Regions from separate parts of the Homo sapiens genome. Here region 1 is linked to region 2. The links are chromatin loops, found by intact Hi-C in ENCODE. Cell type or tissue: heart right ventricle. All regions are shown on one strand. Each heading gives the region's core, and the rest is flanking DNA. Links, peaks and the distances in the headings are about the cores only.

Evidence for each region. A loop is a pair of places that touch in the nucleus more often than their neighbours do. Peaks named below come from ENCODE experiments on the same cell type or tissue, not always from the same donor. Only the 100,000 strongest peaks of a DNase experiment are listed, where the experiment ranks them.
Region 1: a loop joins it to region 2, with 8 times the contacts of the local background. A loop is called at or near these places in 18 of 110 quality-filtered maps.

What each region holds. Positions count from the first base shown.
Region 1 is chr3:39,698,906-39,714,263 of GRCh38, forward strand. No RefSeq gene overlaps it. Among named protein-coding and RNA genes, the nearest start is that of MYRIP, 100 kb to the right of the region's middle. In heart right ventricle, for the core only: CTCF peaks have their summits at 8,603 (motif pointing right) and 8,803; no DNase peak of the experiment used is centred there.
Region 2 is chr3:40,312,092-40,327,449 of GRCh38, forward strand. EIF1B (eukaryotic translation initiation factor 1B) reads left to right here. Exons shown (of 4, transcript NM_005875.3): 4 at 1-333. It also overlaps the pseudogene PGAM1P3. Among named protein-coding and RNA genes, the nearest start is that of EIF1B, 10 kb to the left of the region's middle. RefSeq lists a silencer at 547-841. In heart right ventricle, for the core only: a CTCF peak has its summit at 5,169 (motif pointing left); no DNase peak of the experiment used is centred there; H3K27ac peaks cover 1,632 bases.

The DNA of each region.
Region 1 (15,358 bases), core at 4,331-12,330, 610 kb before region 2:
ATTCAACATACCTTTATGATAAAAATCCTCAAAAACATGGGTATAGAAGAAACATACCTCAACCCTATAAAATCTGGAGAACAAGGATGCCCACTTTTACCACTGTTATGCAATAGGATAGTGGAAGTCCTAGTTAAAGGAAACAGACAAGAGACAGAAGTAAAGGGCATCCAAGTTGGAAAAGAAATAAATCAAATTATCCTTGTTTGCAGATGATATGACTTTATATTTGAAAAAATCTGAAGACTCTCCCAAAAATCTATCAGAACTTATAAACAGAGTCAGTAAAGGTTACAAAATCAACATACAAAAATCAGTAGCATTTCTATATGCCAAGAGTGAACACTCTGAAAAAAATCCAGAAAATAATTCAATTTACATTAGCTAGAAATATAATTTAATAATTAGCAATTAACTAACCCAAAGAAGTGAAAGATCTCTACAATAAAAACTCTAAAATCTTGATGAAGAAAATCAAAGAGGACACACAAAAAAGGAAAGATCTTTTATGTTCATGAATTGAAAGAATCAATATTGTTAAAATGTCCATACTACTCAAAGCAATCTGCAGGTTCAATTCAATCCCTATCAAAATACCAGTGACATTCTACATAGTAATAGAAAAAACAATCCTAAAATTTATACAGAACCATAAAGGATCCAGAACAGCCAAAGCTAAGCAAAAAGAACAAAACTGGAGGAATCACATTACACCTGACTTCAGATTATACTACAAAACTATTGTAACCAAAAAAAGCATAGCACTGGCATAAAAACAGACACATAGACCAATGGAACAGAATACAGAACCCAGAAACAAATCCACACACCTACAGCGAACTCATTTTTGCCAAAGGTGACAAGAACATACATTGAAGGAAGGCAGTCTCTTTAATAAATGGTGCTGAGAAAACTGGACGTTTGTATTCAAGAGTGAAATTAGACCCCCTGTCTCACCATATACAAAAATAAAATCAAAGTGGATTAAAGACTTAAATCTAAGGCCTCAAACTATGAAACTACTACAAGAAAATATTGGGGAAACTCTCTAGGACAATGGACTAGGCAAAGATTTCTTGAGTAATATCCCACAAGCAAAGCGAACCAAAGCAAAAATAGACAAATGAGATCACATAAAGTTAAAAAGCTTCTGCACAGCAACAGAAACAATCAACAAAGTGAAGAGACAATGCATAGAATGGAAGAAAATATTTGCAAACTATCCATCTGACAAGCAATTAATAACCAGAATATATAAGGTGCTTAAACAACTCAATAGGAAAAAAAAAAAAAATCTAGTAATCTGATTTTTAAAAGGACAAAATATCTGAATACATACAAATGGCAAACAGGTATATGAAAGGGTGTTCAACATCATTATCATCAGAAAAATGCAAATAAAAACTACAATGAGATATTATCTCACTCCAGTTTTAAAAATGGCTCTTATCCAAAAGACAGGCAATGGGGAGGATGTGGAGAAAAGGGGGCCCTCGTACACAGTTGGTGAGAATGTAAATTAGTACAACAACATGGAGAACAGTTTGGAGGTTCCTCAAAAAATTAAAAATAGAACTTCCATATGATCTAGCAATCCTACTGCTAGGTATATACCTCAAAGAAAGGAAATCAGTATATTGAAGAGATATCTGCATTCTCATGTTTATTGCAGCACTGTTCACAATGGCCAATATTTGGAAGCAGCTGAAGTGTCCATCAGCAGATGAGTAGATAAGTAAGAAGGGTTGGGACATGGAGAATGAATTAAGAAGGCCTAATTCAAGGCCGGGCGCAGTGGCTCACACCTGTAATCCCAGCACTTTGGGAGGCCAAGGTGGGCAGATCATGAGGTCAGGAGATCGAGACCATCCTGGCTAACATGGTGAAACCCCATCTCTACTAAAAATACAAAAAATTAGCCAGGCGTAGTGGCGGGAGCCTGTAGTCCCAGCTACTTGGGAGGCTGAGGCAGGAGAATGGTGTGAACCTGGGAGGCGGAGCCTGCAGTGAGCCGAGATAGCTTCACTGCACTGCAGCCTGGACGACAGTGCAAGACTCCATCTCAAAAAAAAAAAAAAGAAAAGAAAAGAAAATAGGGTACATACACACAGTGGAGCACTATACAGCCATAAAAAGAATGAGATCCTGTCATTTGCAACAACATGGATCAAACTGGAGGTCATTATGTTACGTGAAATAGGCCAGGCATAGAAAAACTTTAGATGTTCTCACTTATTTGTGGGAGCTAAAAACTAAAACAATTGAACTCATGGAGGTAGAGAGTAGAATTATGGTTACCAGAGGCTGAGATCCATAGTTGGGGGTGGAGGATAGTGGGAATGGTTAATGAGTATGAAATTATAATGAGATAAAATGAACAAAATCTAGCATTTGATAGCACAACCGGGTGAATACAGTCAATAATAATTTATTGTGCATTTAAAAATAACGAAAAGATTATAATTTGATTATTTATAACACAAAGACAGGGTACATGCTTGAGTTGATGGATACCTCATTACCCTGATGTGATTATTATGCATCATATGCCTATATCAAAATATCTCATGTACCTGATACATATAAACACCTACTATGTTCCAACAAAAAATAAAAATAAAAACAAAAATAAAAATTAAAACATTTTAAAAGGCAGCTTCACAAATGAGCCAGTTAGTAGCACTTTAAAATTGTGTAAATAATATGTTGAAGAAAAGAGAATTTCACAAAAAACTGGAATGCATAAACAAGATTCAAATATAAATTCTAGAATTAAAAATTACTGAAATTGTCCTATGACCCACAAATGCTACTCCTAAATATATAGTAAGCAGAAATATCCCAAATCTTCATTGAAATATGTATACAAATATTTATAGACACATTAGGTCATAATATCACCCAACTTTGTCTTGTTCAAGTTTGCTTTGGTTATTCAAAGGTTTTAGTTTGTGTATTAATATAAATTTTAGGATTTTTTTCATTTTCTGTAGGGAATGCCATTGATGGAAAAACATTAAATCTGTAGATTACTTTGGTTAGCATAAATATTATAGCAATTTTAATCCTTCCTATCTACAAACCCGAGATGTCTTTCCATTTATTTCTTTAATGTCCTTCATCAATGATTTGCAATTTTCTGTGTACAAGCCTTTCACTTTGTTGGTTAAGTTTACCATTAAGTATTTTATTAATTTTGTTGCTATTATAAATGGGATTTTTTTCTTAATTTTCTTTTGAATAGTTCTTGTTAGCATATAGAAATACCACTGATTTTTGTATATTAATTTTGTGTCCTGCACCTTACTAAATTTGTTCATTAGTTCTAATAATTTTTGGTGTTGTTGTTGAATCTTTAGGGTTTTCTATATATGTGATCATGTCATCTGCAAACAGAGATAACTTTACTTTTTCCTCTCTGATTTGAATGCCCTTTAGTTCTTTTTCTTGTCTAATTGCTCTGGCTAGAATTTGTTTGATAGAAGTAGTGAGAGTGGGCATCCTTGCCCTGTACCATATTTTAGTGGAATAGGCTCAAGTTTCCTGATTCTGATGTTAGCTGTGAACTTCTCACATATGGTCTTTATTGTGATGAGGTAAGTTTCTTCGTTCCCTGTACTGAGAGTTTTTATCATGACTAGATGTTAAATTTTGTCAAATGCTTTTTCTGCATCTATTAAGATAATCGTGTGGTGTTCTCTTTTATTCTGTTAATGTGGTTTGTCATATTTATTGATGTGTGTATATTAAATCAGCTTTGAATCTCAAAGCTAAAACCCACTTGGTCATGGTGAATAACCCTTTTGTTTTTGTTAGTTTGTTTTGAGACGGAGTCTTGCTCTATCGCCCAGGCTGGAGTGCAGTGGTGTGATCTCAGCTCACTGCAATCTCCGCCTCCCGGGTTCACACCATTCTCCTGCCTCAGCCTCCCGAGTAGCTGGGACTACAGGCGCCCGCCACAACACCTGGCTAATTTTTTTTTTTTTTGTAGAGACGGGGTTTCACCGTGTTAGCCAGGATGGTCTTGATCTCCTGACCTCGTGATCCGCCCGCTTCAGCCTCCCAAAGTGCTGGGATTACAGGCGTGAGCCATCGTGCCCAGCCGTGAATAACTCTTTTAATGTGCTGTTAAATTTGGTTTGCTATTATTTTGTTGAGGGCTTTTGCATTTGTCTTCATTAGGGATATTAGCCTGTAGTTTTGTTCTCTTATGGTATCTTTGTCTAGCTTTGTTATAAGGGCAATGTGGCCTCATAAAATGAGTTTGAAGTATTCTATCCTTTTTATTTTTTGGAAGAGTTTAAGAGGGATTAGAATTAATTTTTTTAAGTGTTTTGTAGAATTCACCTGTGAAACTATCTGGTCATGGGCTGCTGTTTTTTGGTTTTTGTTTGGAGCATTTTGATTACTGAGTCAATCTTATTTGTTATTGGTCAGTTCAGGCTTTCTATTTCTTCTTGATTCAGTCTTGATACGTTGTATGTTTCTAGAAATTTTTTTTTTAGGTTATACAATTTGTTGGCATATGACTGTTAATAATAGTTCCTTATGATTCTTTTAATTTCTGAAGCATCCATTGTAATGTGTCCTCTTGCATTTCTGACTTATTTATTTTAGTTTTCTCTCTTTTCTTAGGCTAGCTAAGAGTTTGTTGATTTTGTTTATCTGTGTTTAAAACTTAGTTGTGTTTATTTTTTCTATTGTTTTTCTAGTCTGTATTTCAATTTATTTCTGCTCTAATCGTTATTTCCTTCCTTCTGTTAGCTGTGGGCTTATTCTTCTTTTTCTAATTCCTTGAGGTATAAATTTAGTTTGTTTATTTGAGGTCTTTCTCTTTTTAAATGTAGGTGTTTATTGTGATCAACCTTCCTCTAAGTGCTGTCTTTGCTTTACCATAAGTTTTGGTATACTGTGTCTTTATTTTTGTTTGCCTGGAGATATTTTTAAACTCCTTTTTTGACTTCCTGTTTACTAAATGGTTGTTTATGAGTGTGTTGTTCAGTTTAGTTTCCACATATTTGTGAATTTTCCCATTTTCTTACTGCTATTGATTTTTAGTTTTATTTCACTGCGGTCAGAAAAAATACTTGGTTTGACTGTGGTCTTATTAAATGTATTAGTACTGGTTTTGTGAACTCACATGTGATCTATCCTGGAGAATGTTCTGTGTGCACTTGAGAATGTGCATTCTCTTGCTGTTGAGAGGAAAGTTCTGTATGTGTCTGTAAAATTGACTTGGTCTATTGCGTTGTTCAAATATACTGTTTCTTTGGTGATTTCCTGTCTGGATGTTCTATCCATTATTTCAAATGGAGTAACAAAGTCTCCTACTGTTATTTTGTGGCTGTCAGTTTCTCCCTAATTTAGCTCTGCCAATATTTGCTTTATATATTTAGGTGCCCTGATGTTGAGTGCATATATATTTACAATCTTTCTGTTGAAATGGCCCTTTTATGAATATATAATGAACTTTGTCTTTGGAGACAGGTTTTGACTTAAAGTCTATTTTGTCTGAGAGTCCAGAGTCTCCTATTTTGCCATCTTGCTGATGTCACCTGCCTCAGGAGTGGTTTCTTTCTTTCTTTCTTTTTTTTTTTTTTTTGAGATGGAGTTTCGCTCTTATGGCCCAGGCTGGAGTGCAATGGTGTGATCTGGGCTCACTGCAACCTCTGCCTCCCAGGTTCAAGCGATTCTTCTGCCTCAGCCTCCTGAGTAACTGGGATTATAGGCATGTACCGCCACGCCCGGCTAATTTTGTATTTTTAGTAGAAACGGGGTTTCACTATGTTGGTCGGGCTGGTCTCGAACTCCTGACCTCAGGTGATCCACCTGCCTCGGCCTCCCAAAATGCTGAGATTACAGGTGTAAGCCACCTCGCCTGGCCAGGAGTGGTTTCTTAAAGCATCTTTTTGAGTAATTTGACATTTAAGGAGCCTTGATAGAAAGTTCCAGGATAAAGGCTAAGTGTTCTCAAGGAGAATGACACATAGCCCATTCAGACCCCATCCCTCGGTGGGTGGGGATTTAACTGGATAGGCCGCTGGCTTGGCAAGGCAGCTTTTGTCAACCAAGGGCAATCTGGAGAGCTCACATGTGTGAACCTCATATGTGTGCAATCTTTCAGAAACAGGGAATGGCTGTCCCAGATGGTAAAGAGAATTTGGGGGGGCATTAACAAGGTCTGCTATACCTTCCCTCTATTGAAAGCTGCTAAGAGAGTGGGACATAAATTTCTGGGAGAGACATAAGAAGCCATGTATTTCATGTTACTACAAAGTTAATAAAACAGGACATTCAGGACCCCTACCCTTGAGTGCTCTAAAGATAGATATGTGTTTGGAGAATTTTCCTTGAACATACCCAATCCCTCCTTCTTGGATTTCCCATGAAAAGAGTTGTTCCCCTTTTCTACAAAATTGGGGCTATCATAAATTCCTTATTCTTGCCTCCCAAAGAATTAACCCAGAGGAAGTTAAACTTCTTATATAAGCATAGTCAGAGGACTGTTCTTACTGAGGACCTCTGGAGCCCCCACAAAAAAGCTGACTATCCTCCCACACCCATCTCACAACCTTTTTAGCCACAGTAACATAGACTATCTAGGTAGCTTGCTATAAATTGTAACTAGAGCTGAACTTCCTGATGAGTCATGTATCAACTCTCTCTCCCTCTTTCTTTTAGTTTAATTTTATTTGAATACAAGTAATGTGCTTAGACAGATTTAAAGGTCAGTATCCCCAGAGAGTAGTCTTCCACTCTCCTTTCTGAGATGCGTATGTCTGACCATCAGTATTTCAGTATCAGATAGTGAATGAGGCCCACAAAGTTTCATCATCCAGAATGGAGGCCAATTTTCTCTGCACAACATCTCACCTCAGCTATGCAAGGCTTTCCAGAAAGTAATTCTCCTTTTCTCTTGCCAGGACACCACTGATTTCCCTGCAGTAGGGGAGCTGATGGATAGATTCTACCAGCTATTAAACTATCACTGTATCTTTTTTTTTCACATTCACCCAACAGAGACCTTCACTTCTTTAGAAGTAATTCGTGTTTCTAATTCATGTGTCTTCTTTGGGTTCTGGGGTCACAGTTCACACATGTTTCTTGTTGCCTTTACCATCTCCAGCACCAGGTTTATGCTTTACCTGGTTAGCTAAGTCAGTTATCAGGTAACCGTTTCACTTTTGGCCTTTTGAAATTTATGGAAATTTGTAAAATCTCCAGATTTTTGTTGTTGTTGTTGTTTTGTTTTGTTTTCTTTTTTGAGATGGAGTCTCGCTGTCACTCAGGCTGGAGTGTGGTGGCGCAATCTTGGCTCACTGCAACCTCTGCTTCCCAGATTCAAGAGATCCTCCCACCTCAGCCTTCGAGTAGCTGGGATTACAGATGCCCACCACCACGCTCGGCTAATTTTTGTATTTTTAGTGGAGATGGTGTTTCACCATGTTGGCCAGGCTGGTCTTGAACTCCTGGCCTCAAGTGATCCACTCATCTTGGCCTCCCAGAGTGCTGGAATTACAGGCAGGAGCCACCGTGCCCGGCCTGTTTTTTTGTTTTTGAATCGGAGTCTCGCTCTATCGCCCAGGCTGGAGTAGAGTGACGGGATCTCAGCTCACTGCAACCTCCGCCTCCCAGGTTCAAGCGATTCTCCTGCCTCAGTCTCCTGAGCAGCTGGGATTACAGGCGCAGGCCACCATACCCAGCTAATTTTTGTATTTTTAGTAGAGACGGGGTTTCACCATATTGGCCAGGCTGATCTCAAACTCCTGAGCTCAAGTGATCCACCCACCTCGGCCTCCCAAAGTGCTGGGATTACAGGCGTGAGCCACCACGCCGGCCTAATCTCCAGTTTTGACTAATCTCCTATTCTTCTTTTTATAAGTTGGTGGTCTTCCTATTTTTTAACTCTCACCTTTATGAGGTTTGTGAGGGGTAGATATATACATTTGGATTCAGCCTGCTGTATTTTTGGTTCAGCCTTTTCAGAAGTTTGTCTACTAATTGACCTTTCTCTGTAGACCCCTTACTCACTTCCATAATAACTATCAAGACAGCCTGAGGTGGATTGCAGAAAAGATATGACTTTTAAAAGTTTTACTTCTAAACAAAAACCCAGGGAGAATGGGGCCAGGGGGGGAGGCAAAATCTGAAATGGGAAAATGTCAACTAATTTCCACCATACTCTTGCTCTATCCAAACAAGTTGCATTTTTTCCTGGTGCGCTAGAAAGATTGCTGAGGCTGACAGTGCCACTTCTCCAAATGCTAGGAACCAAACTTTAAATTGGCTCTTCCAAAATCTATTAAATGGGGTCTTCTAGACTTTCTGATTTGCAAAGATAGGCTATAAAAGATTGCTTCTGTTAATTTGTGTTGTGAGCATTGTTGACCTCATCCTTAAGTTCACAGGGAGCTTATTCAGTCATATAGATAATCTGTCCCTTCTTGGTGGTCATCAAAAAACACACAAGTTCTGAAAAAGAGCATCTTTTTTACTGTACTTGCCCGGGTTCAGGGTCCAGATTACAATATTTTTTGAAAATATGGTCCTATTTCCAACTTGGTTTCTTTCTTATTCTGAAGTGTGATCCCATATATGGCCATTAGGGGGTGCAAGAATTGTAATACACATAAGGCCCTCCTAAAGAATGCCACTCAGATCTTTTCTGCTTAACGGGCAAAGTGGACCTTTTTCTTTTCAGAAAAATTTCGGAAAAAATGTTCAAACAACCCTACCTTTAAAAATTTTGTACAGATCACCAAACACAAAGGATAAAAAATGGAAAAACGACTTAATGGCTAGACTACTGGTCCATGTTTCAAAATGAAACCCATTGATTCATACATTCAACAAATATTTATTAAGCACCTACACACCAGGCACTGAGCCAGATGTCAGAGATTCAGCAACAAGCGCCCAATCATGCATGACTTCCAGGCTCCCAATCACATTCTCATATTTCCTACCTATGAGAATTCTGAATTTACTCAGACTTTCTGCAAATGACACCAGGATATTTATACTTTAGGGGAATTGTTGACTAAAGATTAGTAGAGAATCCTTTTATCTTAACTGGGTTAACAAGATTAACTAACAGATTTCTTTAAGAAGGTCATAAGGACAAGGTTTAGAAAGTTAGAGATATCCATCAGAAGAGGTTTTAGACCAAATTCAACACCTTTCTACGCAAGATACCATTGGGTAAAACTTTAATGTTACCCTTCATTGTTTATTGGTTCTGGGCTGGTGATGTATCCATCCTTTAGTTGTTTCAAAGGGCAATCATATATGGGGGTCACCCTCCACTCCAATATTAGGAGGGAAAAATAAAAAGTTTATCCACCATGAAGCGCCATTGGTACAAACCTGTCAGTGCTTCTTCCCCAAAGTAACCTACATCCCTCTTATGTCCAAGATGATGGATAATGATAACATCAAATTGCAGCTTCTCTTTCTTCACTTAAGGCTTTTTCTACTCTCTAAAGAAATATTTCAAATTAGCAGCAAAAAGTTATGTGCAAGAATATCACATTCATTCATTCATTCATTCACTGTCTTCCTTTGTGGTAATATAAAATAATCTCAAGGAAGTTGAGCAACCTAGGTATTTCTTTACCTTCCTTTCCTTTTGACAGTTTACCATCCCATATTTTACCAGATCAAGAATGTGTTAGCATGTGGCAAATGGTCAGGAAGTCCTTTGGGCTTAATAAGAAAAGACTATACAGGATATAAGATATATGCTCATCTTTGTATTGGCTTTGGTGTGAAATATGGTCACCAACAATTCTTGAGCAGTATTTCTCATTAATCCAACCACTGGGAAGAAGTGGATTTATTTCTCAGCCACAATGCAAAAATAACTGTAAATAAATAAATAGATGGATAGATAAATAGGTTAGAGGACCCACTTGAATTAGATGCTACTTCTGGGACAAGCAAATATGACTAGAGGGTGGAGTCATGAGAGGATATTGGATGGGAACTGCATGGCAGAGGGGGAGGAACAGTTCTCAGAAACAGGGGCATGTTTCCAAAAGAATGGCCATGCTGTGAAGACAAAGCAATAGGTGTACACTGTGGATGCTGTCCTTTTTTACTTTCAAATTAATTCCAGCTTTTAAATATGGAGTTAATTTAGAAATGGTTGATAAGGAAAAGAACTTTGACTTTTTCTGATTCAATAAAAGCAGGTAAAAACTTTCAAGAATGGATACTGTTTAAAACTGTACTAAGAAATTTTTGGAATCATCCCAGATAGAGTGCAATAAAAAGTAAAATATCATCAAATATCACAGATCCCAAGAAGCTTCAAAAATGAATCTTTCATCTAACATAAATTAAACTTAGCGCAATTCCTGGCGAAAGCCACTCTTTCCCTGACCCTATAAAATATCTAATTTCCAACTTTTCCACTTTGATATCTAAGGGCTAGCAGCAACAGAATAGGAGCTTATTTTTAATTGCTTCATGTATAGAAAGAAGGGTGATCTCTAGAGAAACATAGTTTGAAAGTGTCTGAATTTAGCACCTTTAAATTATCAGTGGCAAACAGCAGAATCTGCATCTGGCAGGGGAAAGATTTTCAAGTACGAAATTGAATTTAGTTCCTGCAGACTGCAAAAGCCCTAAATATAAAACTTTGGGAGAGGCATAAAAGTAGTTGTGTCTAATTTGCTTAAAGGAATCGGTTTTTGCTTTGATTGTATAAGAAGATCCATCCTTTAATTAACAATGTGAGGAGGAATTTTAAAATATTTTGATTTCACATTCAAAGTTAAATTAAAATAGTTTAATTCATATTTTTAAAGATTAGAGATAGATTTTACTTGTTAAAGATTGTTGCATAATACCTACTTAGAAAATTTTTTTTACTGAGGCTTGGCATACATCTCAAGCATAGGGCTCAGTGAATTTTCACACATGTGTATATCTGTGTGACCACCACCTAGATCAAGATATAGAACATCTCCAGCATTACAGAAGGCCTTAGTATACTCCTATATGGTCAATTCCTACTCCTACACAGGACCCCAGAAATAACTACTTTTCCAACTTTTATGACCATTTGGATTTTATCAAAATATAATAATTTAACATATTTTTAAAATGTCTGGCTTTTTGGGGTGCTCAGTATTATTTCTCTTATATTCATCTCTGTTGTTTCATGCAGCAGTGATTTATTTGTTCTCATTGCTCTATATTATTTCATTCAGGCCATTTCAGGGTTTGCATGGTACCACACTGTATGAATATAAAACATTTTAATTATCCAACTACTATCTTTTGATAGATGTATGCATTTATTTCTCTTAGATATTCCCCTAGTCATAGAATTGATGAACTATTGGATAGGCAAATGTTTTGGTTTACCACATAATGCCAGCCAATTATCCAACATGATTGTACAAATCACACTGAAGGAAGAAATAAGAGTTCTCATTGTTTCACATTCCTAACAGCTATTGGTCATAATCAAGCTCTCCAGTTTTAGTCACCATGATGATTTTAGTGCTATTTACAGTGGTTTTACTTTTCATTTCCTTAAATACTACTGATATTATACTTCTTTTCATATGCTTGATATTGTTGGGTAGAGGTAGAAAAATAAAATCTCTCTACTAAGACTAAAAACACAGCTCTCTCCTTTACCTGGGCTTGATGTTAACTTTTAAAAAGTAAATAATATAAGAAATCAATGTATAAATTTCCAGTAATACTCATGGGGCTCTTGGAAGAAGAGAAGACAAAATAACCTGGAAGAATATGTCCTCAACCTACACTGTATAGAATTCCCATAGGTAAAATTCTGTTAATGATTACTTCACAACCCAAAATTATAAGACATGAGGAAATTCAGTTGGTTCTTTGTATCCTCGGGTTCAACCAACTGCAGATCAAAAATATTTGAAAAAAATAAATATAAAAATAACAATACAACTCTAAAAATAATAAAAAATGTAAAAGTACACTATAACAACCATTTACATAGCATTTATATTGTATTGGGTACTATAAGTAACCTAAAGATAATTTAAAGTATATAGAAGGATGTGCATAGGTTAAATGCAAATGCTACATCATTTTATGTAATGAATTCAAGCATCTGAAGATTTTCATACCCACAAGGAGTCATGGAGCCAATCCTTTGAATACCAAGGGACAACTGTAATCCACAGTGATGGAAGAACTACATATATGATATAATAATATGATAGAGAATATACATTAGAGATGTTTAAACTAACTTTTGAAAACTTTCTGATTCTGGTCATGATAGAATAATGGGTATTAAAATTACTATCCTTTTTATATATAAAGAGACATTTAATGTTCTGAACCACAGATAGTATGGATCTGTGATCCCTGAAAGGAAACATAAAACACATGAAGTAAACTGTGCATTCATTCTGGTACCCAAGGCATCTGTGGGCACTTCCAAAATGTTAACGTAGGGAAGGGAGCCCAAGGAGAGAGCAGTTATTTCCTTGAAAAAAAAAAAAAAAAGGAAACACACGCATAAATGAAATTCAGAGCTACTGAGGCAAATGGAATTTTTGGAGCACAGAAGCAAGGAGAGAGAATTGTACAGAGAAGGAACCCCAGAAATCTGCACTGGGGCCCTCTTAAGTCTTTGGCCAAATAATAAACTGTTCATGGCAGCATGAGACTCCACAAGGCCTCACAGAGAAGAGCTATTGAGCTATAAAATGAACAGAGATTCGATTCATCTTTGAGATAAATAGATTATGGAGGTGACACAGGAATGGGTGATTCTTAGAGTTCTGATCAGCCAGAGTGACATGATCTCACTGAGCACCTGAAAATTCAGTTGAGATTCCAAAAAGGCCATAACTTAAAAGTGCAGATTCTCTATCACCATCCAAATAAAGACTAAAACCAAGACTTGATATAATAAAGCAAAGTCACCGCTAAAGTAATTGTCAGTTAAAACAATACTCAACATGTTTTAAGGGGAGTCAACATAATGTAAACTCTCAACGATATTAACAGCCACAATGTCCAGAACACAATAGAAATTTTTAAGACATGCAAAAAGGCAGGAAAATGTGAACTCTAATCAGGAGGGAGAAAAAGTCAATAGAAGCACACCCCAGGAAAATATACATGCTTCAATTAGCTGACAAAGACTTTTAAAAGTTTATATAAACAAATTTAGGGACATAAAGAAAAAGGCAGACAATGAGTAAACATATGGAACATCTCAACAAAAAAGATAAAAATATTTTTTAAGAAAACAAAATGGAAATACAAGAACTGAAAACTACAATATTTGAAATTTAAAATTCACTGGATGAGCTTAACAATAGAGTGGGAACTGGGTAAAAATCAGTGAACTTGAAAACAGAAAAATAGATACTATGCAAATGGAAGAAGAGAAAGAAAAAAATACTGAAAAAGCAAACATATCTTCAGTAACTTGAGGGAAAACATCAAATGGTTTGATATAGGAGTACTTGGAGTCCTAGAAGGAGAGGAGAGAGATTAGGCCCACAAAATATTTGAAGAAATGACTAAAAGTTTTCTAAATTTGGTTTAAAAAATTAATCCAGAAGTCCAAGAAGCTCAACAAACCCAAGCAGAATACACACAAGGAAAATCACACCTAGAAGCATCATATTAAGCTTGATGAAAACCAAGGTAAACAGAAAGTTTTGAAAGAAGTGTTACCGAAATGCCAGGGGTTTGGTCCAGGTACTTTTGCTTGCCACATAGAAAGCTGATTACTGGAACAGTGAGTATCGCCAGAAAAGAAGGCTTTATTCAAGTGTTGCAGCCAAGGAGAATGGCAGATCAGTCTCAAATCCGTCTCACGTGACTAAAATTAGGTGCTTATATAGCAAGGAAGAAATGTAACCATGTGTGGGAAAACAGAAATTAGGGAGGGGTAAGGAAAAGGAGTTGGTCAACAGAAAGCAGGTGGTTGGTTAGGCAATCATAGTGGGTGAGAGGTCTGGTGTCTCATTGTCCAGATGCAGTGATCTGGTAAGTTTCAGTACTTTGATACTATCTGGAAGAACTGATGGTTGGTTTTCTGAGAGAGGACCTCAGATAAGACAAATGTAACTTTCTCAAGTTTTAAGAATGGGAGGGTCAATTTCTATGTTTATGCAAAAGAAGCCATAAACATCAGTTCCGTGGGACAATTGGGCCATTTTCAGAAGCAAAGGAAAAGAACGCATATTATACGTAGGCAGTAATGATAATGAGAGGTGACAGCGTGCTGGCAGTCCTCAGAGCCCTCGCTTGCTCTCGGCACCTCCCCTGCCTGGGCTCCCACTTTGGTGGCATTTGAGGAGCCCTTCAGTCCCCCACTGCACTGTGGGAGCCCCTTTCTGGGCTGGCCAAGGCCGGAGCCCACTCCCTCAGCTTGCAGGGAGGTGTGGAGGGAGAGACAGGAGAGGGAACCGGGGCTGTGTGCGGCACTTGCGGGCCAGCTGGAGTTCTGGGTGGGCGTGGGCTTGGTGGGCCCCGCACTCGGAGCAGCCAGCCAGCCCTGCTGGCCCCGGGCAATGGGGGACTTAGCACCCCGGCCAGTGGCTGCGGAGGGTATACTGGGTCCCCCAGCAGTGCCGGCCCACCGGCTCTGCGCTCGATTTCTGCTGGGCCTTGGCTGCCTTCCCACGGGGCAGGGCTCGGGACCTGCAGCCTGCCATGCCTGAGCCTCCCACCCCCTCCGTGGGCTCCTGTGCGGCCCGAGCCTCCCCAACGAGCGCCACCCCCTGCTCCACGGCGCCCAGTCCCATCGACCACCCAAGGGCTGAGGAATGCGAGTGCAGGGCGCAGGACTGGCAGGCAGCTCCACCTGCAGCCCCGGTGCGGGATCCACTAGGTGAAGCCAGCTGGGTTCCTGAGTCTGGTGGGGACATGGAGAGTCTTTATATCTAGCTCAGGGATTGTAAATACACCAATCAGCACCCTGTGTTTAGCTCAAGGTTTGTGAGTGCACCAATCGACACTCCGTATCTAGCTGCTCTGGTGAGGATGTGGAGAACCTTTATGTCTAGCTCAAGGATTGTAAATACACCAATCGGCACTCTGTATCTAGCTCAAGGTTTGTAAACACACCAGTCAGCACCCTGTGTTTAGCTCAAGGTTTGTGAGTGCACCAATCGACACTCTGTATCTAGCTGCTCTGGTGGGGCCTTGGAGAACCTGTGTGTGGAAACTCTGTATCTAACTAATCTGATGGGGACGTGGAGAACTTTGGATCTAGCTCAGGGATTGTAAACGCACCAATCAGCGTCCTGACTAAACAGGCCACTCGGCTCTACCAATCAGCAGGATGTGGGTGGGGCCAGATAAGAGAATAAAAGCAGGCTGCCCAAGCCAGCAT
Region 2 (15,358 bases), core at 1,372-9,371:
CCCTGCAGTAAACGGACTTTTCATTTATTTAATCATTCAAACTTCCATTCACATCTGCATGATTACAGAAAACATGGGGTATGTAGACTAGTAACACATAAGAAAATTGCAGTAAGATGGTAACAAAACCTCATATTGTCTTTACATGTTTCCAATGGAAAATGTTTTGAGTGTTTATTGTTCAGTTTATTACGTTTCACTTGATTAAATTTTTTTGTTGTTGTATTAAACCATGTACGTTGCAGCTTAACAATAAAAAAAAATCTATGAATCTTTGTGAGCAATTATGCTCCCAAATCTAAGCAAGTAAAATACACATTTTGTCTTTCTTAATTGGAGTTCTCTCATTCTGCATATATTCCTTCTGATTAGCTTCAGCTGTTACACCCAGCGCTTAGAGGAGAACCTTATATCCAGTGCTAGAGAACCTTTGTTATTTGTAGCTTGTGTTTTTCATGTACTGATTTAAGAATAGAAGCAGGAGTAGAAATTCAGCCAGAGCCACTAGTCATGGCAAAGCAAGTAAAAGTTGTCAAAGAATTTATCAGATTGTAGTATTAAATGTTGTTAAAGAGTATGAAGTTTAACAGTATTAGAACATAGAGTTCTTTTCTGTGTTCTTATCAGTTGTTACTGAGTTGCCAACATAAGTCTATCCCTAAGTACCAGATACTGTAATAGTCTTGTGACATAAAGCATATTTAGTCACAGGCACTTCCCTGCAAGTGTAGGTTGATGGTATCACTGCCTTACAGATGGAAAACACTGGGCCTCAGGTTAATTTCCCAAGAGTGCTAGAAAGTGACAGGGTGTCAGCCCAGAGATTCCAGCCAGGAAATTTCTTTTACTACATCATGATTTTGGTATGTGTTTCACCAAAGTGAACCAGAGCCACAGATGACAATGACCAGGGGTGATAGTGGTGTAAGAAATAACCACCAGCCACGGTGTCTCATGCCTATAATCCCAGCACTTTGGGAGGCCAAGGCGGGCAGATCACTTGAGGCTGGGAGTTTGAGACCAGCCAGGCCAACATGGTGAAACTCCATGTCTACTAAAAATGCAAAAAATTAGCTGGTGTGCACCTGTAGTCCCAGCTGCTTGAGGCTGAGGCACCAGAATCTCTTGAAACTGGAAGGTGGGGGTTGCAGTGAGCCAAAGTGGCACCACTGCTCTCCAGCCTGGGCAATAGAGCAAGACTCTGTCTCTTAAAAATACATATAATTTGCAGTTCTTAATTAAGAGATTTCTGCAGCTCATCTTCTTGAGTTCCAGGCTCCTTTCTATTAAGTAGTATTTACTTGGTTGCACGGGCCACGCCACTAAAACCATTTAGCCGATGCAAAGATGCATCTGCATGGGCAAACTTTTTAGCTTACTACAGTTGCATGAGGATGGTATGGAAAAAAAAAAAGTCTTATTTTGGGGCCAGTGAGCCCTAATGAGCCCTTGCCTATATTTTGGTGATACTGTTTTTGGGAAAACAAAATCAGCCCCCACAAAGTTTGCCTCTTAAAGACACTAAGTAATAATAGGTTTGTTATTTTCTCACCTCATCCTTCCTCCAATACAGTAAGACAGACAAGAAGTATACAGCAGAATATAGACCCAAATTTGATAAGCACATTTCTGGAAAACATCAATACAGTTTGATGAAGAAGATCAAGAAGTTTGGGAGAATTTTCCAAGTTACTAAGAACCTCCTACTTTTTCATCTGTAATATTGTATAGTAGCACCCTGTTGAGGGGTGCTGTGGAAATGGTAAAGCAGAAATTTATATTAACAGCCACATTCAAGTGCTGCCTAAATAGATAACATCTGCTGAGAGCTGAGCTAGTGCCAAGAAAATAATTTACATTAGATGGGAAAGAAAGCACCCCTCATCCTGGGACCCATAGACAAGCTCTGTAGTAATCACTTCCTGTGTGAGTCCAAAGTGGGTGGGATTAAAAGGCTTAAGGAAAACTTCCCTCTGGATTTCATGAAGAGCACCTTTCCTGATTCTCTTCCCTTCAGCCTATGAGTTCCAGCACCTGATTGGACTTTGAACTTGTGGGGCAGTCCCAATCTTTAGAGCAAGAAAGAGACGAGGAGGCATTGTATAACTGTGGAGGAAAGATAACATGTCTTAGAGATGCAGCAAACTGGCAGTAGCCAAACTGGATATCTCTCTGTGTCTTCCATGTTGGAAGGTCTTGATCTGCAGTTTCTTTAGTGGTTTATACTTCAGGGTGCACAATGCGTAATACCAAGTAGAAGACAAATAGGTTTATCCCTAGACTTTTAAACTTGGAGACGCCATTAGGAAGTTAAGACCTTTGGTTGAATCATAGCCTGGAGTAAAGTGCTGCCAGCAGCAATGTCCTCCACCTTTCAGTCCTGGCTCTCCTGAGGCCGAGGAAACCCCATGGAAGCAGTCTGATCAACCTGCTTAGGAACTCGAGTAACAGGAACTGTTCTCTTAACCATTCCAGAAACGGGGTGGCTCTGATCATATGGAAGGGACAGTTCTAGTTTCAGTCATGATGGCAGTTAGCCAAAATAACTTGAGAAATATGGAGCTGTAATGCAGGCTTCTGTGTGTCACGTGTATGCCACCAGCCTGGCTCCACCTAATGGAATGGGTAATGACAGCTTGGAAAAAGGCAACCTCATTCGACCACCTCCACACACCAGCTGCACTGGGTTTCTGAGGACTCCCCTTACCAAGCCAAAGGTCCATTTGGGAGAGAAACAAAGGCATGATCCTGCTGTACTAAATCCAAGAGAGTCCTCAATTGTGGACTGTGATCACTTGACAAGCAAGAGGTAGCCAGGTGACATTGTGCTTGTCTGGGATCAAAGGGCCAAGGGAATCAGCTAGAATTAAGCAGGAGCAAAATTATATAAAGAGGCCTCAGCATTGAACACTCTTCACATAGTCATGTAGGCACTTAACTCCTTTTTATCTGGATAATGGAAGCATGGAAAAAAAACCCATAAATCAGAGGATTAGGCTATATTTCTTCCTTCCTGGAAAACCATTCAGAGTGGAATTAATACTGATGAGAGGAGAGAATGCCAGACTCCTCCAATGTTCCTTACCCAGCATTATTGTGTTAGATGACTTTAGGGATTCTCTGAGCTACACGGGAGAACTTAAAATGGCAATTTAAGGCTGGGTGCGGTGGCTCATGCCTGTAATCCCAGCACTTTGGGAGGCCAAGGCAAGCGAATCACCTGAGGTCAGGATTCGAGACCAGCCTGACCAACATGGAGAAACCCCATCTCTACTAAAAATACAAAATTAGCCAGGTGTTGTGGTGCATGCCTGTAATCCCAACTACTCGGGAGGCTGAGGCAGGAGAATCACTTGAACCCAGGAGGCAGAGGTTGTGGTGAGCCGAGATCGTGCCATTGCACTCCAGCCTGGGCAACAAGAGTGAAACTCCGTCTCAAAAAAAAAAAAAAAAAAAAAAAACTGAAATGGCAATTTAAACTCAGCATCGGCTTGTGAGGATACCATCATGGGTCAGGTGGCTTACCTGGTAAGTCATCAGTCTGATTTTGAACCCACCACGGGTAGCAGTAGATCTGCTCTGGTATATAGATAGCTCTGCACCTGTGAACTGAGGGTGAGGGCCCTGATGCTGCATGATGCTGGATCTAGGTGCCTTCATCTCAAACTAGTGAACAGCCTACAGACATTTTTCATGCAAAAAGCAATGACATATAGATAGGCACCATTCGTTCAAGGCACAAAAGAAGCTTAAAGCCCCCACAGGGAATCTAATTGATCTCAGGCCTCATGCTCAGGCTTCAACTGCAGCTCCCTGTTCTAGTCTAGAGGGTTTTGAAGGCCTGAGGTCTATAGAATGGTCCAGAAGGAGGCTAGCTTTAACCCCAGAGTTTGTCTCCATGTGTCCTTTACCCATTCTTACCAGGGTGCCAGACCCCAGACCCCACATCCCGAGTCCACTGGCAAGGAACAACATACTGTCTGGAAAGTAGAGAGAGAACTTTTTAAAAATGTTTATTTATTTATTCATTTGTTTATTTTTGAGATGGAGTTTCACTCTTGTTGCCCAGGCTGGAGTGCAATGGCATGATCTCAGCCCACCACAACCTCCACCTCCTGGGTTCAAGTGATTCTCCTGCCTCAGCCTCCCGTGTAGCTGGGATTACAGGCATGCACCACCACGCCCGGCTAATTTTGTATTTTTAGTAGAAACGGGGTTTCTCCATGTTGGTCAGGCTGGTCTCGAATCCCAGCCTCAGGTGATCCGCCCACCTCTGCCTCCCAAAGTACTGGGATTACAAGCGTGAGTCACCGCACCTGGCGTTTTTATTTTTAAATTTATTTTTCCCTTTTAATTTTAGTTGACATGTAATATACATGTTTGTGGGATACAAAGTGATATTGCGATACATGTACACAATATAAAATCAAATCAGGGCGATTAGCATATCCATCACTTCAGACATTTATCATTTCCTTGTATTGTGAGTATTTTAAATCCTCTTTTCTAGGTTATCCATGTCAGCCTAAATTTTGTGGGGAAGACATCACCAGACAAGGATTTGGTAGAAGGTATAATTCCTTGAAGTAAGAAAAGGCCAACCTGGGCGCGGTGGCTCACACCTGTAATCCCAGCATTTTGGGAAGCTGAAGCAGGTGGATCATCTGAGGTCAGGAGTTCCAGACCAGCCTGGCCACCATGGTGAAACACCATCTCTATTAAAAATACAAAAATTAGCCAGGTGTGGTGGCACACTCAGGAAGCTGGGGCAAGCGAATCAGTTAAACCAGGGAGGCGGAGGTTGTAGTGAGCCGAGATCACATCACTGTACCCAGCCTGGGCGACAGAGCAAGACTGTGTCTCAAAATTAAAGTTAAAAAAAAAAAGAAAAAAGAAAAAGAAAAGGCCCACCCCCATAAACATCCACTCTTAGTGCATCACTGCCATTGACTTGTTAAAAAACGCAGAAAAGCTTAGCCCAATACTAGCATCAGGAAGAATAGTAAATGAGTGGCCAGACACACTGAATGGGAACCAGTAACAGCCCACTTGGTAGATGAAGTATGTCGAAACGAAATATAGGGTACCCAGTGAATGATGCTATTACAGAAGAAATTGAAGGGGGACGGATTTCTGTAAGTATGCAGTCCTTTATCACCCCCTTGTGGCCACTTAAACAACTGGAAGGCTCCTAGCAGTTTACATGCATTATAAAGGTTTAAGTTGCAGTCATCATTAAAGCACCAGCTGACAGGTTTGATTTTGTCATCACTCAAATGTGATCCAGAAATTAATCTAGCCAAACATTTATTATTACAATTCATATAAATCAATTGCCATTTTTCTTTACCTGGGAGAGACAACAATGTTTTCATGGTCTTGCCCTGGGGATATATAAAGCACCTCAGCTACTATCTACCACGGTGCTGTTAGAAGGAATTTAATTTAAATGTAAACAGAGACTTCTGTTTACAGCCTCCAGGGAATGAATGATTAAGCTAGAAAACAATCAAGACTCCTAAATTGTCGCTTGTTGAGAAACACAGTCTGGAATTTGCATACACACACCCTAAATATTCAGTGCTCTCAATCTAAACCACTGTCTTAGGCCAATACAGAAGTTAATGTGCCTTTCACTTATGAGGTTGCCTAAAGGCTTTAGTCTGGGAAAAGCAGCGACAGGATTCCTTAAAACTCCTTAATGCCATTCCAGTAGACCTGAAGAACCCAGAACAGGACTCATTTGGAAAACTAATCATTAGGAACGTACTCACTTGCAGAGCATCTGGCAGATCTCACCTGCACAGGTAGGGGAGGGCTAATGAGAGCTCAGTAGTAACCTGGAAATGGTGCTCTAGGGATTTGGTCCCACAGGAATCAACAGCAGCATCACCAGATGGGCCTCTGGTTAGAGATCCCCACAAGAGGTGTTAAGAGGTATAACTTAGGAAACTATCTCTTTAACAACAGATCCTTTGGGCCTTTTTACATTTTTATCAAGCATTGCCCCTCATTTTCTCACTTCTCTTACATTAATAATAAAAATAGCTAATTCCTTTTCAACACTTATATTGTAGGTCCTGCTCTGAGAATTCTACATGCATCAGCTCATATAATTCTTTTCACAGACATCATGACCCGGCATAGATTCCCTGGCTTACCATCACAATCACACCCCTTGCAAATATCATCTCCCCTTGATCCTTTCTCCTTTTTTTTTTTTTTAATTCATTTGACAAAACCCCAATCCAATCCTTGTTCAACCTAACTATCTGCTCCACAACAGCACATAACACCTGGAGATAGCTGGGGGGTGGGGGGGTGGGGTAGGGAAGATGGCTTTTCTTTCTTCCTTTCCCTTTACCAGTCCCCCCTCCATCCTCCACTAAGCAAGGTGAAGGCTTGGTCTTATCCGTCATTGAGATATTTGACCGTCTTCATTTTTCCACCTCCAAATCTACCCTTTGGAGGCAATGTTGCATACTCTGTCTTCTTTCCCATACAAGGCATGAAGTACACTTGCTCCACCCATCAAAACAAACCCCTCCATTTGTGTCCTGGGTACCATCTCCTCTTCTCCATAAAATACCACTGTAATTATCTCCTTTCTTCTGAATCATCAATTTCTTCCTCTCTACTGGATCATTTTCATCAGATGGAAACATCTAGTACTGCCCGTCTTTCAAGTAGAAGAAAAGAAAACCATTGATCTGACATTCCCTTCAGCAAACAAAGAAAGAGCCTGCTTCTTTACCCCCAAACTCTTTCCCCAGTCGGCCTCATCTAAGTAAATGGCACTGCCATCCATAGAATTGCTCAAACTTAAAACTTTATCTTTGAATTTTCCCTTCCTTTACTGCCTTTACCCCGTCCTATCTAATGGGGTCTTAGTGTTTCTACTTGCAAAATGTATCATATCCATCCTTTCCCCTACCCCCAACTTCTGACTAGTACACCTGACAAGCACCATTGTTTTGCACCCGGATTACTACAGTAGCTCTCCGGCTGGTCGTCTTGCATCCATTCACAACACAGAAGCCTGAGGATTCTCCAAAATTCACGTGAGATTATGTCAGTTCTCTGCATGAAATCTTCCGAAGGCTTCTCATTGCACTTAACATTAACTCCAAACATATTACAGTGGCTTACAGGATGCCACATCACCTGTTCCCTGCCTATCCCTTGTTCTTGCCATCTAGCCTCTGACTCTCCACTACACGACCAGACCCACTGGTCTTCAACCTTAAAGCATTTACACTACATGTTCAGTTGGTCCAGAATACTCTATCCTGCTCCCCATCTCCCTTCTTGTCCCTCAATTTCAGTTCAAACCTCATCTGAAGAAAGCCATCTCTGATCACCCAATCTAAATAAGCCCCTCACCACCCATCTCCCTCAGCACCACCCATCTCAGCACCCTGTATTTTGTTTTCTTTATAATACTTATCTTTATTTAACAACATCTTGCTCATTGTTTTGCTAGTTTACCTTGCATCTCCCTACCACTAACATGTAAGGTATACAAGAGATACTTGTAGGCGATGCTGTCTGTGCCTCACCCATATCCCTTGGCACTCACCTTTCCCACACATGTGCCCTGGATGCTCCAACTGCAAGCATCTGTGTCCAACTGCAAGCATTGTTTGAGGGCATTCCCTGGCCCCAGGAGCATGCAAGGGATGGAAATACTTGAGACTGGGGCAGGATGGAAATACCAAGGAGTTAACACCTGCCCCCTGCACCCCTCACACTAGCAACCTTCAATCAATGGCAGGTGGAAATAGCTATATAATTATCCCAGCTCACTTACCCTCAGGTAAGAAAAGCATGGAAGCATGGTCTATACTGACTCCCAGGATTTCCCAGCAAGATTGGACCTCAGTTGCCAATAACAGTAACCTGTCAATAAAGTATCATTTATTGGCTCCCTTCCCTTCCCTTCTCTGTCTCATTTTCCCATACCTCCACCTATGCTTTCTGAGATCACCTCCCAAATAAACTACCAGCACTTACATCCTTATCATAGCCTTCTGGAGGAACCCAACTTAAGATACCTTTGTACCTCCCAATCCAGTTTAGATCGGGGTATGAAATACAATAGGTGCTCAATAAATATTTGTTGAACAAATGAGTAAATCTCCCTCCCTGTGACCACCACTCACCCTTTGGGAAATTCCAGACTTATCTATTATACGTAACGTATCTGTGGGTCATTTTCCATTTTGAAGATATTTGGAGCCTGTGTATCTGAGGTGGGAAGAGAATAGATATTTGTAATAGGATTGCTTGAACATAATTATTTCTGGTAAGCCCTTTCCTTACTCTTTATTTCATGCTTCTCCCCTGGAGTAGGGGAAGAAGAAGGGAATTCAGTTCCAGGAGAAAGGAAGCTGGAAAAATGAATGCCTGGAAGGGACATATTCTACCAGGGCCTTGGAAAGACTTGGGTTCTAGGCCCCTTTGCCCTTTGCTGATATTTTCCTAGTGGCCTAGCTTGCCCAGATGCTGGCTGAGACTTAGTTATCTTCTTATCACATCATTCTACATATGCAAGAAGTATCCATGGGGAAAAGGATGGATTATTTAGTTGAAGGTGTTAGGAAATTTGGCTCAATAAAGAAAAAGCTGGGTCCCTACTCCATACCACAAACACTAATGGATTACAATGGATTAAAGACCTAATTGTGAAAGGCAAAACTATATAGGTTATCAAAGAAACCCAGAAAGATATGTTGTGACTGGGACAAAAAATAAGGTTAATTGGTCAAATAAGCTGGGTGCAGTGGCTCACACCTGTAATCCCAGTACTTTGTAAGGCAGAGGCAAGAAGATGGCTTATAGCCAGGAGTTCTAGGCCAGCCTGGGCAACAAAGCAAGACCTCGTCTCTATAAAAAAATTTAAAAATTAGCCAAGCATAGTGACACACACCTGTAGTCCCAGCTATGGGGAAGCTGAGGCAGGAGGATTACTTGAGCCCAGGGGTTTGAAACTGCAGTAAGCTATTATCACACCACTACACTCCAGCCTGGGTGACAGAGTGAGACCCTGTCTCTGAAAAAATAATATGGTAAAATATACATAACATAAAATTTATCATCTTGACTTTTTTATTGCATATCACTCCTTTGTTATACTAAACTAGAAAAAAATGTAGTACAGTTATTCTGAAAAAGAATGCTGGGACCATGTGACAGGGCAAAGCAAGTAGAACACGATTAAGAAATCAGGCACAGTGAAAGACACATTTGGACATGCTCAAGGGGCATTTCACTGCCACAAAACAAGGCAGGGGAGGGATTCTAAAATATACAGCAGAATGCACTTCTACCCTTAGAAGTCAAAAGGCGTATCCCATGTTGGTGTGAGGATTGGCTTACTTTCTGATGACCATACATGGGACTAACTATTTCAACTGCCACTAGAAACCCCAAAGTGGTTGTGTGTATGTGTATGTGTGTGTGTGTGTGTGTGTGTGTATGTATATAATATATATGTATATATATAGTGTGTATATACATACACATACACACAAATATATGCACACACATACATATATAGACAAAATTTAAGTTTCTGTGTTGAATTATGTGTTAAGTTTGTGTTGCATTTACTTTTACAAACATATATGTACACATATGTGTTGCAATTATATATAATATCTGTATTTTATATAGATAAAAATTATATATATTATATCTATATTTTATATATAGATATTATATATATAAATATGTGTGAATGCAACACATAAACTTAATTGAAGATTGATCCCAACCTTCTAAAGCCAGCTTCTGTGGTGTCAGGGAGGAAATAGTTGATTTTTTTTAACATTACTATGTAGGTTACATTTATCTTCCACTGAAATGACTAACCCCACCGCCCAAGTCAGTGACCTAACCACAGAAGGGCACAGGACTGGCTCCTGGGGTCAAATAGGCACTCTTGCTTCATTGCTTCTTGCTTCTTCATTGGTCATGCCTTAGCATGGTTCCTCCCTCTCCCCTTCTCAAGCTGGTCCCTAGTAAACATAGCCCTGGCAAAACCTAGAGTTACTACCACTGAACTCTCTTGGCTAAGAGAAGCCTTCCCTCAGTGTGGACTGAGAACCCATGCCCCAGAGACGCTATTCCAATCCAGCTGTATGAAGGGAGTGGGTGTAGGAGATACAATGGCTGAAAGGAAAATGGAAGCCACTGGTCCCCCATCTGCAGCTACAACTTAAGATGACTACGGCTGGGCACGGTGGCTCACAGCTGTAATCTCAGCACTTTGGGAGGCTGAGATGGGTGGATCACATGAGGTCAGGAGTTTGAGACCAGTCTGGCCAACATGGTGAAACTTCATCTCTACTAAAAATACAAAAATTAGCTAGGCATGGTGGCATATTCCTACTGTCCCAGCTACTCGGGAAACTGAAGCGGGAGGATCACTTGAACCTCAGAGGTGGAGGTTGCAGTCAGCTGAGATTGTGACACTGCACTCCAGCCTGGCTGACAAAGCGAGACCCCGTCTCAAAAAAAAAAAAAAAAAAATGACTATGGTCAGTGTGACATATGCAGAAGTGCAGAGGAAGGGATGGGCAGAGAGGGCATTCCTTGGGACAGTAATCTATCTGCTGGCCTTTATTTCTTGACCTTGCTCCCAATAGCCATAGCTTCCATGGCTTTATGCACAGTCTCTTCATCCCCCCCCGGGAACTACATGGGCTTGGTGGGCTTCAAGTTCTTGTCCAATCTATAGACAATGGGAATACCAGCTGGCAGGTCCAGCTGCATGAAGCCTCTTCAGAGACACCCTCCAGATGCTCAACAATGCCCCGAAAACTGTTGCCATCAGCTGCAATCAGCACCCATTTCCCCTCCTTGATCTAGGAGACTATCTCTTCTTTCTAAAAGGGCAGAGCTATGGCAGTAGTGTCCTTCAGACTTTCACAGGAGGGTAGCTGATCATTCTCACTGGTGTTGCCTTAGACGGGATGGTTGGGCTCCATCAGAGGTGATGAGACATCATAGGAGCACTTCCAGATCTTTACCAAGGCCTCCTCATGCTTGGCAGCAGCTTCTGCTTTATTAAGGCCAATTAGAACCCCATAGTGGCACTCGTTCCAAGTCCTCATTACAGGCATCCACATCTGGTCAATGGCATCCAGCACTGTGCAGATGGTCCAGATGGCTTTTTCTTCCACTGTCCAAGCCACCACGCCTCACAGAAAAGTATCAGGCTGATCAACCCAGATCCATCTAGGCCACTGCCACAAGGTCTTTTTAAACAGCTTTATTGAGATATAATTCACCTAGCAAAAAATTCAGCTATTTAAAGTGTACAGTCCAGTGTGGTTTTAGTATATTCCTAAAGTTGTACAACATCATTACAATCAGTTGTGGAATATTTTCATCACCCCCCAAAGAAACGTTGTACCCATTAGCAGTCATTCCTCATTCACGTGTTTTCTTCTAGGAATGTAGTTTTAGGTCTTACATTTAAGTCTTTGGTCCAGTCTCAATTAACTTTTGTGTATTGGTATAAGGTAGGAATCCAAATTCATGCTTGTACATGTAGATAACCAGTTATTCCAGCACCATTTGTTAAAAACACTAGTCTTTCGCCCATTGGATCATCCTGGCACCCTTATTGAAAATCAATTGGCCGTAGATGAGAGTTTATTTCTGGACTTGCAATTCTATTTCATTGATCTGTTTATGTATCTTTATGCCAAAACCACACTGTCTTAATTACTGCAACTTTGTAGTGAGTTTGAAATTGGGAATGTGAGTCCTCTAACTGTTCTTTTCCAAGATTGTTTTGGCTTGTCCATGTCTCTTCCAGTTCAGCTAGTTACAAAGTATCATTTTGCCTCTCATCTGAGGCTGTGTCCTGTACATAGGTTTTTCTCAGGAACCTTGTCGGGAGGTCTTGAATCAGGAGTGACTGAATGCCCTAGCCATCTTCCCAGCTCATGGTATCCCAATCTCATCTTTATACCAACGCTATAAACTACCTAGCCCAACTATGTCACTCAACCTGGCTCCTAAAATCCCAGCCTGAGCCAGAGTCCTTCTCCCCAAATGCCTGAGGGCAGAGCAGCTCCACGATAAAACCCAAGTAAGCTCCCCGGGTGTTTGCAGTCTCACAATGATTGGGTTTTCCTCTGCTAGGAAAAGAGAGAGAATTTAAAAATATGTAAACGTAAACAACATTTATTTTGAAAATGTTTTCTTTTTCTTGTTTTTCTTGCTATGGGTTTCTATTAAATCTAAATTAGTATAAGAATCCTAGAAGAAAGCCTAGGAAATACCACGCTGGACATGGGCCTTAGGAAAGAATTTATGACAAAGTCCTCAAAAGCAATTGCAACAACAAAAAAAATTGACAAATGAGAGGTAAAGAGCTTCTGCACAGCAGAGGAAACTGTTAGCAGAGTAAACAGACAAGACAACCTACAGAATGGAAGAAAATATTTGCAAACTATGCACCCAGCAAAGGTCTAATATCCAGAATCTATAAGAAACTTAAATAATTAAACACGCAAAAAACAACAACAACAAAGAACTGCATTAAAAAATGGGCAAAAGACATGAGAAGACACTTTTCAAAAGAAGACATACAAGTGGCCAACAAACATGACAAAATGCTCAACGTCACTAATCATAAGAGAAATGCAAATCAAAACCACAATGAGATACCATCCCACCGCAGTCACAATGGCCATTATTAAAAAGTCAAAAAACAGCAGATGTTGGTGAGGCTGTGGAGAAACGGGAACACTTATAATACTGTTGGTGGGAATGTAAATTAGTTTAACTACTGTGGAAAGCAGTTTGGAGATTTAAAACAGAACTACCATTTGACTCAGCAATCCCATTACTGTATGTTCATTCAAAAGCAAGCAAATCATTCTACCGAAAAGACACATACACTCACATGTTCACTGCAGCACTATTCACAATAGCAAAGTCATGGAATCAACCTAGGTGCCCATCAACAGTGGATTGGATAAAGAAAATGTGGCATATATACACCATGGAATACTATGGAGCCATATAAAAGAATGAAATCATGTCCTTTGCAACAACATGGATGCAGCTGGAGGCCATTATCCTAAGAAAATTAAAGCAGGAACAGAAAACCAAATACCACATGTTCTCACTTATAAGTGGGAGCTAAACATCAGGTACTCATGGCATAACGATGGCAGCAATAGACACTGGGGACTACTAGAGTAGGGAGGAAGGGAGAAGGGCAAGGGTCAAAAAACTAACTGTTGGGTACTGTGCTCAGCACCTGAGTGACAGAATTATTTGTACCCCAAACTTCAGCATCACACAGTATACCCAGGTCACAAACCTGCACTTGTACCCCCTGAATCCAAAATAAAAGTTGAATAGGAAAAAATAAAATAAAATAAAGTTCTGTAATGATACTTTAACACAAACTTTTTCTGTAAATATTAATAGTAAATATTTTAGGCTCACAGGTTGTATGATCTCTGCTGCAAATACTCAACTCTGCCATTGAAGCAAGAAACTGCCATAGAGTATATAAATGAATGAATGTGGCTGTGTTCCAATAAAACTTTATTTATAGACACTAAAATTGCAATTTTATATAATTTTCAGATGTCACAAAATACTATTCACCTTTTGATTTTTTTTCACTAACCATTTTTAAATGGGGGATAATTCCTTTCTTAACTATAGTTAACTATACTTTTTGGACCACATGAAAACAATAGGTAGGACAGAATTTAGTCTGAGATCCACAGTTTTCTGACCCTGGATTTAATGTGACACAGGAATCATGGCACTTGAAGGAACCACACACTGAACCAAGAACTTTTGATTAAGCAGCTCATTCCAATTAAAATAGTATTTGCAGCACCACAGTTGGCCTCAGGTTTTAACCTGAAGCCCCTAAAAGTAGGTTAGCCCAGTAACAGTGGATAAAAGCCTATTTAGAGAGACATTTCCAAAGCATGCCAGAGAGAGACCTGAGTTAGAGGCCACTTGGCCTTAAGGTCCTTGGATATTTTCCCCAGGTGGTCAGGGCCATGTTAGTACCTGTGTCCGAGGACCGAAATTGCCTCCATGGATTCCAGAGTTGCAACACACATCCTTGTTCAATTTAGAGAGGGAGAGAAAAAAATAAAACATCATTCAGAATTGCCTTTTTGACACAGGCAGTGTTGGTGTCATGAGGACTTTTTGCTAAAAGGCCTAGATTCTGTCCTGGCTCTGCTGTCAGCTCCTGTGACCAGGAGACGCTCTAAGCCCTGACTGCCCAGTCAAAATCCTGGTGCTGTTGATTTCTAGCTGTGCCATATTAGAAATCAAAAAGCCTCAGTTTGTTGATTTCTAACAAACTGAGAGATACCTCCATTTCCATATATATAAAGTGGAGATATATCTCCCAAGCCTCTGTTTCCATACCTATAAAGTGGAGATGATGATGATAGCCTCAGGGACTCATTGTGGGGATTTTATTGCATAGTGCTTTGCACATAATATGCATTTAACAAATGTTAGCTTTTCATTATTACATATCAAGGGAGAAAACATTGGTCATGCTATCTTTATGGAAATCAAAGAGGAAAGGATATGAAAATGTGAAAGGGTGAGATCTAATGTGGAATTTCAATCGTCTTTTTACAAGCAGAGCTGTGGAACCCTGGGACTAACCCTTTGTAGTTATAGCTCCATTTTTTTTTTTTTGGCAACTTTTCTCTTTTTTTTTTTCTTGATCAGTGTTGCCAGAGGCTTATCAGTTTTTATTCTTTCATCTTTTCAAAAAACCAACCTCTAGCTTTAGTGATTCTTCCTATTACATGCTTATTTTCTGTTTTATTAGTTTCTTCCCTTATGAGTTTTCTTCCTCCTACTTTCTTTGCATATTCTTTTTGTAACTTCTCAATTTAGTTGCTTAGCCCATTAACTTTTAACTTCTTTTCGAATGTAAGCACGTAAGGATGTAAATTTCCCTTGCGCAGCCTGCAGATTTTGATATTTAGTATTTTTGTTAACATTCACGTGCAAACATTTTCTTTTCTTTCTTTCTTTCTTTTTTTTTAGACGGAGTCCCGCTCTGTCGCTCAGGCTGGAGTGCAGTGGAGCGATCTCAGCTCACTGCAAGCTCCGCCTGCCGGGTTCACGCCATTTTCCTGCCTCTGCTTCCCGAGTAGCTGGGACTACAGGCGCCCGCCACCACGCCCGGCTAATTTTTTGTATTTTTAGTAGAGACAGGGTTTCACCGTGTTAGCCAGGACGGTCTCGATCTCCTGACCTCATGATCCGCCCGCCTCGGCCTCCCAAAGTGCTGGGATTACAGGCGTGAGCCACCGCGTCCGGCCTACATACAACCATT